Regions from separate parts of the Mus musculus genome. Here region 2 is linked to region 1. Evidence: chromatin loops called from intact Hi-C (ENCODE). Cell type or tissue: heart. All regions are shown on one strand.

Region 1 (8,000 bases):
AGAAGACACATCAGATTTTGTGACGGATGGTTGTGGTTGCTGGGATTTGAACTTGGGACCTTCGGAAGAGCAGTCGGCGCTCTTAACCATTGAGCCATCTTGCCAGTCCAACTCATTTTCATTTACAATATCAAAACCAGATTTTTTTGCCAAGTTACCAGTACCATATCATGTTTCAAATCCTAACAGTGGACCAAAGGAAACTCCTACAAGCACAAGCTGAAATAAAGAGAACTCTCCTTACTGTTGTTTTGATGTTGCCATGGTGAGTCCAGCCTGGTCTGGACTCCCTTTGTAGCTGAGGACAATCATGAGCTCCTAAGCCCTTTTGGATTATAGCTGTGCACTCCAGTGCCGGCTACAATAAACAATGTTAGCCATTTTGACACATTAGTCAAACACAGTCCTGTGGGATATATATATATATAACATATATAGGGTTTTTTTCTTTTTGTTTCATTCATTCATTCATTAATTCACTTTCTCTTCCTTTCTTGAAACAGGTTCTCACTATGTAGCTCCGGCTGTTCTATGTAGAGCAAGCTGGCTTTGAACCCCCCACCCCCCAGACAGGGTTTCTCTGTATAGCCCTGGCTGTCCTGAACTCACTCTGTAGACCAGGCTGGCCTCAAGCTCAGAAATCTGCCTGCCTCTGCCTCCCGAGTGCTGGGATTAAAGGCTGCAAACTGGCTTTGAATTCACAGGGATCCACCTGCCTCTTCCTCCCAGTGCAGAGATTACAGACAGGCACCACCATGCCTAGCTCCATTAAAATATCTGAGCATCTTTTTTCTTTCTATTTTTTATTTGGGAGATTATGATATATTAACAACATTTCTCTCTTTCGGGTCCTCCCTCCAAACTCTTGCATGTAACCACACACTCCACTGCCCCCTCCCCAGGCCCCCTGAGCATCTTTTTTCTAGGTTCCCTCTTTCCAGAGGCAACTATCCCTGGCTCCACCGTGATAGCTTACCCACAGCATCACTTTTGGCAGAACTTACATTTGTAAGTAACTATTTTCTAGAATGAAGCATACTAAGAATCCAAACCAAAAGTGTGCTGAGGAGCATCATGGGAACTCAATTACAGCTTACGTTCATGGACCTGGATGCTAATGCAGTTTCTTTCTTTCTTTCTTTCTTTCTTTCTTTCTTTCTTTCTTTCTTTCTTTCTTTCTTTCTTTCTTTCTCCTTCTCTCTCTTTCCTTCCTTCCTTTCATTCTTTCTTTTCTTCCTTCCTTCCTTTCTTACTTTATCTGCATTTATTTTCTGCTGAATTTATTCCTGTCATGAGTTTTTGTTTCTTCAGTTTCTTCTGGGATATCTTTTTCTTTCTTTTTGTTTGTTTGTTTGTTTGTTTTCAAGACAGGGTTTCTCTGCGTAGCCCTGGCTGTTCTGGGACTCACCTTGTAGACCAGGCTGGTCTCAAACGCAGAAATCCGCCTGCCTCTGTCTCCGGAGTGCTGGGATTAAAGGCGTGTGCCACCACTGACCAGCTCTTTTAGTAATTCTTTTTTGCCTGAGTTTTACTATAGAGTTAACCCTGACTAACCTAGAGCTGTTAATACAGACCAGGCTGACCTTGAATTCACAGAGATCTGTCTAACTCTAACTCCTTGTGTCCAGAGTCCGGAGTGTAGGAGTTAAAGGTGTGTGCCACCACACCAGCTTTGTTGTTTGTTTTTTAACATTTATTTTTTAGCCAGATATTAGTGGTATAACAGTCTTAGCACTTAAAGGCAGAGGCAGGCAGATCTCTGTGAGTTCAAGGCCAGCCTAGTCTACAGATTGAGTTCTAGAACAGCCAAGGCTACAGAGAGAAACCCTGTCTCAGAAAACCAAAAATGAAAACATATTTTAAAAAACTAAGTGAGCTGAAGGAGTAAAGCACGCGCCACACAGGGTGATGACCCGGCTTCGAGTCTCCAGAGCCCACAGGGAACCGGTGAGTTGAATACAAGTGCTCCTACTTGAGATGGGAGGTGTAGACAGAAGAACCCAGAATCTTGGGGGGCTAGCTAGCAGGCCATATGTATCAGTATACAACAAAGTGGCCCAGTTTCAAATGGGGTGGAAGACAGAGACTCTAAGCTGAAATTGTCTTCTGAGCTCCACACGTGGTGCATGAATGTGCACACTCACACACATACCAGTACACACACATCACACACACAAAGATTTAAAAAAAAAAAATCAGGTCTAGAGAGATGGTTCAGTACTTAAAGAGTACTTGCTGCTCTTCCAGAGGACTGAGTTTAAGTTCCTAATATCCATGTCAGATAGCTTGTGGTTATCTTTAACTTCAGCTCTGGGGCCTCTGGCCTCTGAAGGTTTGAGTTCTAGGACAGCCAAGGCTACAGAGAGAAACCTTGTCTCAGAAAACCAAAAATAAAATAAAATGAAAACATAATTTAAAAAACTATGTGCGCTGAAGGAGTAAAGCACGCGCCACGCAGGGTGATGACCTGGGTTCATTTTCACACCTATACACACCAGCACTCAGACACAAGGTTAAGGCCAGCATAGAATACACAGTACCCTTTCTTGAAAGAAAGAGAGAGGAGACCCCAGTGTGTTGGTGAATAACTTCAATCTCAGTACTTGGAGGCAGATGCAGGAGAATTCCTGTGAGTTTGAAGCCAGCCTGGTCTATATGAGTTCCAGGACAGCCAGAGCTCTATAGTGAGCTCATGTCTTATCCCTCCGACCTCAGGGGTTCTTTCTTTTCATTACCAAATCTATTTTCATTATGCTAAACAAACAAACAAACAAACAAACAAACAGGTAAGGGACGTAGGCACAGCTTGATCCTTGCTGAACACTCACTGGCCCTAGATTCAACTGCCTGGTACCATCAAATAAACGAGCAAGTACAGGCCAAAGCTGTGCTTTAGTACCTGAAGAGGTGTGTGACTGATAAGTCTAGGATTTTTTTTTTATAATCTGCCAAAAGATTCATCCCACTTTCCCCCTCCCTTATGGTCCATTCCCTAAATCCTTTGCATTAGGCAACCACTAATATATTTTTTGTGTATCGTGTTTGTGACATTTACAGTTCTACTAATTGTCTCTGAATAGCCCTAGCCCCAAGCTTTGCACCATTTGGCTTTTACAGTTGTCACATGTGTCCAGAAGTTCATATCTTTTTCAGTACTGGGACAGAATTTTAAAATAGGGTTTTACTATGTAGCACAGGCTGGCAATCTTCCTGTTTAGCCAGGAGATAGGATTACTGGCATGTATTACCACACCCAGAGAATGACCATAAACTTCCCATCCTCCTTCCTCTGCCTCTGGGTCCTTAGGTGCTGCAATTACAGGGAGGGAGGGTGGCAGGCCCTGTGCCTGGCTAGGATTGGATTATGTAGGCTACCATAGCCTTGAACTACTGATCTGCTGATCTCAGCTTTCTCAGTGCTGGCATTCCACAGAAAACGACAGAAAATTCAGGAAAAGTGACTGAAAGATATAGGGTGGATAGTTCTACTGTGCTACACAAACACGTAATAATTCCAATTAAGTGCTTGCAAGCGTTCCAGTAAGTTGGAGATTAAGATATCATTTAATATCCTTACTTAGTGGTAAAGAAATTAAAAGTACAGTAATTTGAAGTGATTTCTCAAAACTATAGGTGGCAGTGCATGCCTTACATCCCAACACGAGAGGCAGAGGCAGGTGGATCTTAAGGCCAGTCTGGTCGACTGAGTGAGTTCCAGGACAGCCAGAGCTACACAGAGAAACCCTGTCTTGAAAAACAACAACAAAACCACCACTACCACCAAAAAGGTTTAGATTCCTAGACCAGATTTTTTTGTTTTGCTTTTGAGTCAAGAATTCACACTGTACAGACCAGACTGGCCTTGAACCCACCTGGCTCTTACAGGATTAAGGGAGTGCTCCACCACGCCTGCATTATCTAAGGAGTAGGAATCCTGATCGCTCATCTTTAGATAACGTCAAAGTAATTTAATATTGCACTGTTTTGTTTTTTTCTATTCTCCTGCTCCAGTTTCTCAAACTCAGAGATTACAGGCATCATAAATTTCAAGACCAACTTTATGTGCTGGCTTTATAACAAGTCTCAGCCTCCTAGCGATCTGGCAATAAAGTCTGTGTCGCCTGGTCCAGAGCCACTCTTCTCATAGGGAGTTTGATTTTGGAAGAAACATTAGACATTTCCTTTTAGAAACCTCAAGCCGACCTGGGAAAACAATCGGAAACGCTATGTAGTTCTCTTTATTTAGGATTTAGAAAGGAAAAGCTTCTATGCGAACCTTAGGAATCAACACTAACCAGGGTTTAGACAAGATGGTGGCTTGTATCGGATAGCTCTGGATACTGAAACTATAGCGCACAAGTTGTGTAAAGTACCGAAGCCGGGATGGTTGTAATCCGACCACACTAGCGTGAGAGCAGAGTCTCCCACGGAAAGCAGTCTCTTGAGCACGTGCAGAGCTGGGACAGCGATTCGGAGAAGAGCCACACACCTAACTAGAAAGGTTCTCAGAAACGTGTTTGTGAGTTGTTCAATTCCAGTTAAAGCCGAGGTGTGGCGCCTGCTCAGACGCATGCGTTCTTGACGCCGCAAGCAGCACAGTGGCGTGGTCTTTTCAACACCCCGCGTAGGGACGACGTCTGAGGTGGAAGGGGCGTTTAGGATTCCTAACACGCATGCGTTGAGACCCAGGCGTTTCCTTCGGAGGGTGTGGAGTGCAGGGTTCTGTATTGCGCAGCCGCAAGGGTTGCCCGGTAGAGCGAGCTGTCGCTCAAGGGGAGGGAAGAAGAGGTTGAAGGGATTTAAAAAAAAAAAAAAAAAACCCGGTGCGCCTGCGCATTGCCGACTGGTTGGAAGCACTACGGACTGGAAAGGGGCGGGGTCACGTGTGTGCGTCATCCGATGGGTAGGTGGGAGAGAGGGTGGAGATCGGGGAGGGTCCATGCGCTTGCGCAGTGCGGGGGTGGAAGGTGGTGGAGCTACCTAGCACGCTTGCGCGGCTGTCATAGGGCTGCTTGGTTGGTCAGTGGGGAGTCGGCGCCTGCGTACTAAGACCCGTGTGCAGCAGCGGCGGCGGCGCTAGAGGCGGCGGCGGCGGCGGCGGCAGCACAGTAGCGGGTTCGGAGGCAGCAGTTGGGCTCGCGGCGAGCGGACCAGGTCAAGTCAGTGCGTTCGCGCGAGGTGAGAGCGGGCAGGGCGCGCCTGCGCGTAACCTCGGTTTGAGCTACGAACGAGAGACGGAACTACGCGGGGGTCGGGGAGGGGGGCAGAAGGGAGCGGCGGCTGTCGCCGCACGGGTTCGGTGAGGGAGCGGCGCGAGGTGCGGAGAGGCGGGTGCAGGGCCCGGTTGGCGCGAGGGGTGACGGTTGGGGCCGGCCGGGTGACGTTGGAGCGACGCAGGGCGGGGGACGGCGAGCCGCGAGGCCGCCACGCGGGAGAGGCCGCCAGGCGGCCACGCCGGGGCGAGGGCCCGGGGCCAGATCGGCCCAGACAGGGCAAAGGCTCCTGTGCGGTTGAGGACCGGCGCTGCGCGGCCACGTGAGGTGGGGGAGGGGGCTGTTAGGTGAGGGCATGTGGAGGGGGTTGGCGGCCGGCGGGGGGAGGGGAGGCGGCATGGTCCTGGCCTGGCGCAGCTTTGGGGCAGGGGCAGCCGTAGCACCGGAAGTGTTCCCCATTGGAGGCTGCCCTCGGGGTCCGAGGCCATGCGGCCGAACGTTGACCGGGGCCGCATGGCTGCACGGGGACCCCTCCCCCCTGGCCCGGGCCACCGGAAGCCCCGGGCGACCACATGGTGGGCGCGAGCCGGCAACCCTCAGCGCAAGGAGCTCTGGTCTTTTTTGGGTTTCTCCGGAGCCTTGGATTTTGGCGTGCGGGAGAGACCCTACCCTTGGGTCTCACTCATCCCGCAGGGCCCGTTGCAGGCATATGTTAGTGTTCCCCAGCCTCATGGGCCTCTGGAGCTCATCCCTCAGTCTTCATATGAAGTGAGACGTCCAGCCAGATGTAAGTGGTACTGCTTTGCTGGGGAAACCGGGAAAAGTGGGGAAACTGAGGGCGATTGGACTGATGCCCAACTCTTTCTCGGCCCATGCCGACAGCGCCTGAAAGTAGTGAGCTTCTAGTTCCCCTGCGGTGATCTTCGATCTTCACCATGCCAGTGCCTTCCCTGTCGTGTTTTGTTTGGGAGTTACTGTGTTTTAAAGTCCTTTACTCTGCCAGCCTAGTACGATTTCTATTACTACTACGAATCTTTTGCTTTCATTTTATTGTCATTCACCACCCCTCACTTTCTACTGACTGTACAGGCTGGGCCTGAAAAGCCGACAGGACTGGTGCATCCTGGGAAAAGTGGGAGGGCCATCGACAAAAGGCTGAGTTCCCTTCGGGAACTGAGATCGAAATGTTTGGCAGTGGGATCCTTTAGGAAACTACTTTCTCTCCCTTGACTGCATCTGCAAGTGCACGTTGGAGGCGGGAATCCCCCAAAGAGGCCTTGTGGTTTCCTGTACCAATGACTGGCTTGTGTGTGGACAGGGTGGGGGGGTGGTGTAACAACTGGGTGGGGCCTTGTCCTCCGTCTCCACCCCTCCATTAGCCCCGCCCTTCAGCTGGCTCATTGCTGCTCACCTAATTATAGTCCTGGCAGAGTGTGGGGAAGAGGGGGTGGTTGGTTTCAGTGGCGAGTAACACCTGAGTCCTACTCGCTCCCGGGAAGTAGCCCTTTCCTCATCTCTGGGATTTGGCATCCCAACTCCCAGGAGGCTTCCTTTCCCTAGCCACAACTTTAGATGTCATTGTGGGGGCCCAGGGGATCCCCAGCTGTTTTACCCCCAATACTCAAGCTCTTCAATATGTTTGACTCCAGTTTCAAAGCAGGAAATGCAACTTTATTTAGGTGGGTAATGAATGAAGGGGAAGTGGATCAGTGTTTTAGGGAGGAATGGGATAGATCAGCGATCTCATTTAACCTCCATCGTTACTGACCCTAGTTCTCTTCTTGGCTTTAGTTGGAATCGAAGCCTCTTAAAATGGCAGATGATTTGGACTTCGAGACAGGAGATGCAGGGGCCTCAGCCACCTTCCCAATGCAGTGCTCAGCATTACGTAAGAATGGTTTTGTGGTGCTCAAAGGCCGGCCATGTAAGATCGTCGAGATGTCTACTTCGAAGACTGGCAAGCATGGCCATGCCAAGGTTAGAATCACCTCTCAACATCTTGCCTTCCCTGCAGCTCCCACACCCCTAGGACTCTGGGCAGTGAACTGTTGGCTCTAGTCTTGACCCCTTTTGCTGTTTTCCTTTTGTTCAGCACCCAGTTTTTTGCTCCAATTTAAAACTAAACTGTTCCCAGTTTCTTCTGTAGGGTACCTGTCATGCTATGTTTTTTTCCTCCCTCTTTGTGCTAGTTTTCTTTTGGTTTGTATATTCAGTTTCTTATTCTTGACCTTGGGCTCCTTGTCCAGGATTTCTCCAGTCAAGGACCCCTCCTCCCAAGGCAGCATTCTTGGGGTGCTCCAGTCTGCATTCTCTAATCACTGCTGCTGCTCCTTCAAATTCTGGCTTCCCCTTTGGGGTTGTGATAAATCTCAATGTCCTCTACCTTCTGCTGACTGTCCACTGTTCTTTGGTTTACTTAAGACGGCATTCTTTCTCTTAGCTTAGACTTTCTGACTAGTTGAAATTTTTGTGTTATATTTCCTATCCTTTGTTGACATTAAATATAAGGCGTGCTCCTCTTCTGTTTTCCTTGCATACTGACTGCACAGTCCCTCTGCTCTTCTCCTGGGTTATCGTCTTCAGATCTTTTACATTCCTTTGCTTCATTTTCTCAGCCTATTCCACTTGTCCACGTTTGTCCAAGAAACTTTTCCCCAGATACTTCCCCAATAAAATAAAACGGTCTCATGTACTCCAGGGTACCGTCAAACTTGAACTTCCTTCCACCTCTACCTCTCTAGTGCTGGGATTACAGGCATGTGTCACCATGATTGGCTTATGTGTTAG
Region 2 (8,000 bases), 59 kb before region 1:
CTTTCACCAGGGAGTCGGAGCCGCCGTTAGCTCATGCACACTCACCACTTCTAAGAAGAAATCCACATGGGGCCTCTTATGTACAAAAAACCGGACTGGGTGTTTGTCTATTACCACCTGCAGAGGAACAGCAAAGAGGTAAGGGGACTCCTAAGCACTGCCACACTGGCCCTGCCCCGTGCCCACTCCCTACTTTTCTCCTTCTGGCTGACCCTGGTGCCAGGTCTTGCCAAGCCCTAACCCTAAACCTGGGAAGAGAGAGTTTATGTGTGGACACAGTGAGCACTGCCACAAACGTTCCATACTCTGCACACACCTTGAGGATGAAGTCGGGAGGTGTCCCAGGTCTCACTGTAGGCCTCAGCACCCCATCGTGGTGAGAGTGAATCAGGGTTTCGTCCAGATCCAGCACCAGGATCTTCCTCTTCACCTGGGCTGAACCACAATGGGAAGGAATGACACCGACCGACTGACCTCCAGCCCGAAGCCCTGCTTCACCTTCTTGTAGTCTTCCTGGCTGACATACTCACCTAGGCGATTCCGGGACAAAGGAGATAAGGGCAGGATATCATATCGAACAGTCTGATACTGAATTACCTAAGAATAATGAGAGACGAGAATTAGAATCCCTTCAAAGGAAATCCTCCTAATTATAATAATGGCAAATCCTGAATATTTACCATATGCTGGGCACTGGACATGATTAGAACCTCATATATAATCGTAACAGTGACAAGGGTGAAGTTCAGTAGTAGGACACTTATCTAACAGACAGTTAGGATCAATCTTGGTTCAGTTCCCAGCACCATGAAAACTAAACAACTCGTTAGGAACACTGTCACTACCCTTGTTTAAAGAACAAGGAAAGAGGTAACAAGGATTAAGCACCCCCATGCCTGGGACAGCACAGCTCAACTTATCCCCTTCATTAGAATGAAACCTCCATGAGAACGTGAGCTCCTCTCAGCCATGCCTAACTTTCCAGTGCCTCAAACACTGTACCAAGGATAATGACTTAACAGCAGAGTATTTCTTGGTGTGATATTATCCTGCTGAACTGAACAAGAAATAGACACACATACACAGCGCCACCAACCCTTCACCTCAAGGGCTCTTCATTGGTGACTCTTGTCATCTCTCATTGGGAACCAAGAACCTCAGACTCTTAGTGGGCAGAGAATAGCAATCAGGAAAGGAAGTCCTTGGATCACCGAGAGGAACAGTAGATGAGGGAATCCAGGGGTGTCAGGTCAGCTAAGTTCCTCTGGCTAGGGGCCACTGGGACTATTTTAACCAGCCACCTGTCTGCTTCTGTTTCTACTAGCCAAGTCACAAGTTGTAGTGAATCTCTGAAGAGCCTCTTTATCTTGGTGCCCAGGGAAATGTAGAAAGCATTAAAAAGTTCTACTTGCTAAGCTAACAGGCTAGCGAAAAGCCAGAGTGAGGTGAGGACTGTTGCAGAACGGTGGGGAGGGGACAGGGACAGCACCACCTTGAGCTTTCCAGCTCGCCTTCTCCAAGACTTCTCCAGAAGCCATTTCCTAATCCCTAGAGCTTCTACGCAAAGCCTGGCAATTCCCTCCTCTGCTCTTTTCTTCTAACATACAAATGCTCTTCAGTCCATCCTTAGGTCCTAAGCCACACAGTCCCTGCCTGAAAACCAAAAGGCCCACTCTTCTCTAATCCCAAGGCATCTGCCCTTCCTTTCTCCCTGAGCCTGTGAGGAGGGCTGAAACAGCTCGGGTGTCCTGCCCTGCTATCTCGGGTTGCACATGCTGGGCATGGAGGGAATGCTCCAAGTTTCTGCCAGAGAGGGCGTGGGGAAGAAACCAGCCTGGAAGGGAGGGGAGGACAAAAGGCTGTGGGGTCGGGGGATTTCTTACAGAAGAACGCAGTTTAGGAAGTCTTTCCATAGTTGGGCTGGACACTAGTCCCCACACTCAAAAATAAATAAATAGATAGATAAATAAATAAAGGAGCTGTGAAAAGAGGGAGGGTTCTCAGAGCAAGGTCAGAAAGAGGATGAGAGGTCAGAGCATAAAGAAAACCTCAGGAGTTAGGCCCACACCTGGCCAGCCTCACACACCCTATGGATCCTATTTTATCTCAGGAGACTAGGACTGCTTATAGCCACCATCCAAAATAATCCTCACCCTAAAGCAGGAAGTGGAAGAAATAAACAGACTGCTAGAGAAGGAACTGAAGTCCAAGCCACCTCAGTCACCTCTTCTACCAGAACCACCAAGGTCCTTCTGGGAATTCTGACCTGGGCTGCCAAAGCCTGCATGCTACTCAGTCATTTCCCCCCAGAATCTGACTTCAGGAGATTTACTCCAGAGGGCATGTTCATTAAGAAGTGATGGTAAGCCAGGCGTGATGGCGCACGCCTTTGATACCAGCACTGGGGAGGCAGAGGCAGGTGGATTTCTGAGTTCGAGGCCAGCCTGGTCTACAAAGTGAGTTCCAGGACAGCCAGGGCTGGGGGCAGGGGCGGCGGGGAGGAATGGTAGCTGAAACAATGTTTACCTTGGAGAAAAGCTTGAGGGAGAGAACCCAGAGATACCTGGGTTCATCCAAACAGTCTCTACACTCCAAGTATCCCTTCATAATCGCTAGAGTCGCCTGGAGAAACATGCCCACCTTCAGATGCAAGCTCTCCAGCTAACAGCCAGCTTGTCTAATGAGACACCCAACTTTAATGTGCATCTGACAACTAAAGATGCCTATTGGAAAAGCATCGTTTTCTGTCCCAGGGTCTTAATAATAAGCCCATACACACAAGCTAGAGAATTCCAGAGCCTTTTTGGAGGAGCTCCTTCACACCCAAGGCTTTTCCTCAAGTTCCAATTCCTGCTCCATATGCCCTTCTACCCACCCACACCACTGACAAAGGAGTCTGACTTTCAACAGGAGGGTCTTTCCAAAGCCCATATCAATAGTTCTGGCTACCAGCAAACAGGTGTTCCCGGCCTCTTCTTTCTTTAGCAACAACTCTAGCTTTCGTAAGGAGAGCACCATTCTAGCCCCCGAGAACTGCCAAATCCTATCCCATTTAGGCAGATTAAGAAAGAAAGCAAACCCAGTAAAAATCATGGTTCTTTTATTAAGGGCTGAACCTTGCTTAAAGGTGTCCTACTTCTCCAGCGGGTAAAGCTCTGGCCAAGGCTCCCTTCCTAGGCCCAAAGCAGAGGCCCAGCACTATCCAAAATTCCGCGAGCACCGCGGACAGAGGACCCCACCACTGGCAGCACCCAAGCAAACTCACCGTGCGGATCTGCCTCCGCAAAAGGTAAATAAAGAAGCTCCAGAGCTTGGCGGCGAAGGCCACGAACGTGCGCAGCCCCAGCAGACACTGCGTCCGCATCATCCCGATGACCCCGGCACCGCCGGCCCCGGGGCCCCCGCGGCCCAGCTCCGCCAGCCCCCCGGGGGCAGCCCCCCGCCGCAGGGAGGGGGAACGGGGGCCCCGAGCGGCAGGAGAGGCTGCAGAGATGAGCACGGAGTGGGTGGCTTAGAAAGCCACCCCCAGCGAAGGGAAAGCCCAGCGGAACCGGGAACTGGGGGACTGGCGTGGGCAGCCCGCGGGGGCCCACATGAGCGGGAAGTGGCACCGACGACTTCGCGTGGGCTGCAGGCCGAAACAGGTCGGGCTAGGACAGGGTCCTCTGAGACCAGGAGGGAAGGGGATGGAGAATTGGGGGAGGGGGCAGTGGGGGAGGGGGCTAGGGAAAAGGGAGGGAGGGAGATGGGAGGGGAAGGGGGAAGCGAAGGGTGGCCTTCTGCGCAGGCGCGCTAGGGGTCTGCCCCGGGAAGGGGGCGGGCGGGGGCGGCGGCGGCGCGCGGTGGGCCGCGGCGATTCTCGGGGGCCCCCTGGGCGCAGGAGCTGGGGAGGAGGGGGAGGGGGAGCCGAAGGGCACGGATCGCTGGGCCGGAGTGGCCTCCCCCTCCCCGAGGTCAGGATCGCTTAGCCGCTGAGGAGCGGGGCTGCAGCCTCTGCAGCTAGGCTTCCCACTCTGACAGGCGCCATTTTACCGCCCAAAGGGCTCCCTCCTCTCTTCCCTCCTCCTCTTCCCCTCTGACATTACTTCCGGTAGTGACGTGTATTCACTTCCCCGGGATTGCTGTTTCCCTCAATTCATTCTGAGGAGGGAGGGGAAAGTTAAGGAAAGCTCTCTGCTCTGACCCCGGGGTGCAGCGTTACGCACGCGCACTAGGTTACTGCGGGGCGGGACCTGGAGAGAAGCCAGGCGCCGTGTGGGCGGGGCCGAGTGACATCATTTATTCCCAGGTTCGAACCTTCTTCGGGATTGGAGCTCGTGAGACCTCTGTCCTTGTCCCCATCCCACTGATAACTGTTCCAACGGCCCTTCTGGCTCCAGTCATGGTGCAAGAGTAGATTAAGGATGTTGTCTCTAGGACTGTGTACAGAGACTCTGGAGCGGCCCCTCCGTGTAAGCCCCCTGAGAATACGGAGCATAAAAAAACCAGGCTCCTCTTTCCGGACTTTGCGGTCCTTTAAGGTTGGAAGCAATCGTAAGTGCCCCGCCTCCTCGGTGGTGACGACATCAGAAGGCGTCCTGAGGCGTCAGAGATGCTGGACTCGTTGTTGGCCATCGGTGGTTTGGTGCTTTTGCGAGGTGAGGGATCAAGGCATGCGGTGGTAGCCTTGGGCTTGGCTGAAGGAGCGGGAGCCTGGAGGACCCGCTGGGGATGGATACCCAGCTAGGGGTGGAAGTCGTGGTCGGAGCCCTGAGGGCTCAGTAGGTCTCACCCATCCTTGGCTCTCCCCAGATTCCGTGGAGTGGGAAGGGCGTAGTCTCCTGAAGGCTCTTATCAAGAAATCTGCACTTCGGTGAGTTAGCCCACAGTTTCTCCTCTCCTTCCCGGAAAGGGAGCCGGTACCCCCACTCTTCAATATATTTCCTTCATCTCTGCCTTAGTGGGGAGCAGGTCCACGTTCTGGGCTGTGAAGTGAGCGAAGAAGAGTTTCGCGAAGGTTTCGACTCTGATGTCAACAGCCGGTGAGTATACATTAAAACAGGTTTCATTCGGACTACAGCTGCTAAGGACGTCTCTTCAACAGACAGCACAGAATCTCATACTGTGGAGAAACTGGTATCGTAGGGTTTGGAACAGTAAAAATTAAAAGACTAGCGAGATGGGTTTTTTTTAGAGACTTTAGCACCAGCTTGCCGGCTTGACTGAAGGGACATGAATGAGGCTGTTGCTCACTCAACAAAAGAGAGCAGTAAACGCTTAGATAGTTTGCTGTATATACATAAGCATTCTGGCTTTAATGTTTGCACGTTAATGCATAGTCAACCAAGAAACACTTGAGTTTCTTCTAAAGTTGATGTCATCATCTTTTATATAAGTGTCCTTGGAGTTGGTTTGTTCTAGGCCTTATTATAAGGCTCAAGACTATAGATGCTAGAATTGAACTGAAAACACAAGGCAGGATAAAGGAACATACTAATTCCAAAGAGTAGTAGGCTAAATTAACCTTTGGATAGAACTTTTTTGCCCATTTTATTTTATTTTTCTCAGAAAAGGACATTTTGTTTTTTGGTTGTTGTTTTTTTTTTTTTTTAATTGATCTCATTATGGGGCGGATCTCATTATGTGGTGTAGGCTGCGTTACAACTCACTGTGTAGTCCACAGTAACCTCTTAACTCCCAGCCTCATATCCTGCCTCATCCTCCCCTATGCTGTGACTATGTTACATGCCACATGTCCAATTTATAAGATTTCTTCAATTTAAAAAAATGGCATAAGATCACTGTAATAGCACACACTTTTTTGGGCTTTATGAGACAGGGTTTCTCTGTATAGCCCTGGCTGTCCTAGAACTCTGTAGACCAGGCTGGCCTCTGCCTCCCTACTGCTGGGATTAAAGACGTGCGCCATCACGGCTGGCAATAGCACACACTTTTAATCCCTGCATTCAAGGGAGATACAGGCATATCTCTCGAATCTGAAGCCAGCCTGGTCTACAGAGAAGAGTTCCACACCAGTTAGGGCTACATAGTGAGAGTGTCTCTAAATAAATAATAAACATAGAGCAAATACATCTTATTCTTTAAAAGGCACAAATAACCACAGTTATCTAAATAATTGTTTCCTTGAGATGTTTCCACAATTATCTGCTAGAAAGACAAAATTACTTTAAAAGCTTTGTTTTGCTTCTTTGCTTTTATCTTTTGTGTGTGAGTGTTTTGCCTATATTTGTGGGCCGGGGTATGTCTTGGTGTTTGCAGAAATCAGAAGAGTGCTCTGCCAGAGGTCCTGAGTTCAATTCCCAGCACCCACATGGTGGCTCACAACCATCTGTAATGGGACCTGATGCCCTCTTCTGGTGTGTCTGAAGATAGCTACAGTGTACTTATACACACAAACACATATGTATACATACGTATGGTTTTCTTTTTAAGATTTATAGATTTTATGTATATGGGTGCTTTATCTGCATATACACCTGTGTGTCAGAAGAGGCCATCAAATCTCATTATAGATGGTTGTGAGCCACCATGTGGTTGCTGGGAATTGAACTCAAGACCTCTGGAAGAGTAGCCAGTGCTCTTACCCAATGAGCCATCTCTCCAGTCCCAAAATAAACAGTTTTTTAAAATGACTAACATGTCTAAAGTGCTGAAGTGAGTGGAGTCTAATTCAAGAATTGAAGTAAAGAGACTCGTGTGGTTTGAAGACAGGATACCAAGCCTTCATCTTATTTGCATTATGTGTAGAATCCAGTGAAGAATTCGTGTGTTTAGCAAAATTGATCTTTAGATCTTTTTTTTTCCATTTTTTATTAGGTATTTAGCTCATTTACATTTCCAATGCTATACCAAAAGTCCCCCATACCCACCCACCCACTCCCCCTTTTTGGCCCTGGCGATCTTTAGATCTCTTAACTGAGCAGTGGTGGCCAGTGCTTTTGGTTTGGTTTGGTTTCGTATGTTTTTTCAAGACAGGGTTTCTCTGTGTAGTCTTCAGTGTATTGTAGTCCTCTGTAGGTCAGACTGGACTCAAACTCCCAGAGATCCACCGCCTTGGTTCCTGAGTGCTGGGATTAAAGACATGTGTCACCACACCTACCAGACTCTAGGGTCAATTGTCACTACCCAGATGGTCGTGGTAGCATATGTAAAGAGACTCGTGTGGTTTGAAGACAGGATACCAGCACTTGAGAGGCAGAGACAGGCAGATCTCTTATGAATTCAAGGCCAGCCTGGTCTACGTAGTGAATTCCAAGCCAGCCAAGGAAACCTAGTGAGATCCCGTCTCAGAAAATAAAATAATAGGGGCTGGAAAGATGGCTCAGTGATAAAGAGCACTGACGGCTCTTCCAGAGGACCTGGGTTCAATTCTCAGCACTCACATGCTCACTATCTGTAACTCTAGATCAAGGACATCTGATACCTTCACACAGACATGAATACACTCAAAACCACTAATGCATGTTCAATTTTTAAAAAATTAAAAGAAAAATACTACTAAAAATGAATCCCAGGGTCTAGAGAGATGGCTCAGTTAAGAGTGCCTGCTGTCCTTGCAGAGGCCCTCAGTGTGGTTGTCTGTCAGCACCTACACCGGGCACCTGTATTTCCAGCTCAGAGGTGTCTAATGTCCTCTTCTGGCTTCCTTGGGCATCTATACTCACTGTACACACATAATCACAGACTCACATATATACACATAATTAGAATGAGATAAAATCCTGTTAGAAAAATCATAAACTTGCCGGGTGGTGGTGGCGCACGCCTTTAATCCAAGCACTTGGGAGGCAGAGGCAGGCGGATTTCTGAGTTCGAGGCCAGCCTGGTCTACAAAGTGAGTTCCAGGACAGCCAGGGCTATACAGAGAAACCCTGTCTCGAAAAACCAAAAAAAATCATAAACTTCTTTTAGGGACCAGAGGCGCGGCTCAGTTGGTGGTGGGTGCCTCCTTAGCCTGCTCAGGCCTGAGTCTGCACTGTATAAACCTGGATTCTGTGATT

Evidence for each region. A loop is a pair of places that touch in the nucleus more often than their neighbours do. Peaks named below come from ENCODE experiments on the same cell type or tissue, not always from the same donor. Only the 100,000 strongest peaks of a DNase experiment are listed, where the experiment ranks them.
Region 2: a loop joins it to region 1, with 5 times the contacts of the local background. A loop is called at or near these places in 9 of 42 quality-filtered maps.

Annotation. Positions count from the first base shown.
Region 1 is chr11:69,918,341-69,926,340 of GRCm38, reverse strand. Eif5a (eukaryotic translation initiation factor 5A) reads left to right here and starts at 4,955. Exons shown (of 6, transcript NM_181582.4): 1 at 4,955-5,178; 2 at 7,005-7,190. The coding sequence starts at 7,026. In heart, a CTCF peak has its summit at 4,542; DNase peaks (open chromatin) are centred at 4,900, 5,680 and 6,580; H3K4me3 peaks cover 4,247 bases; H3K27ac peaks cover 3,756 bases.
Region 2 is chr11:69,976,851-69,984,850 of GRCm38, reverse strand. It overlaps Elp5 (elongator acetyltransferase complex subunit 5), which reads left to right and starts at 3,616. Exons shown (of 9, transcript NM_018740.2): 1 at 3,616-3,644; 2 at 4,289-4,637; 3 at 4,792-4,852; 4 at 4,941-5,021. The coding sequence starts at 4,592. It overlaps Ctdnep1 (CTD nuclear envelope phosphatase 1), which reads right to left and starts at 3,683. Exons shown (of 8, transcript NM_026017.2): 1 at 3,266-3,683; 2 at 531-597; 3 at 317-435; 4 at 46-117. The coding sequence starts at 3,367. Gm51904 (a long non-coding RNA gene) reads left to right here. Exons shown (of 3, transcript XR_003949710.1): 3 at 1-320. In heart, no CTCF peak of the experiment used is centred here; DNase peaks (open chromatin) are centred at 220, 1,250, 1,780 and 4,290; H3K4me3 peaks cover 4,526 bases; H3K27ac peaks cover 3,827 bases.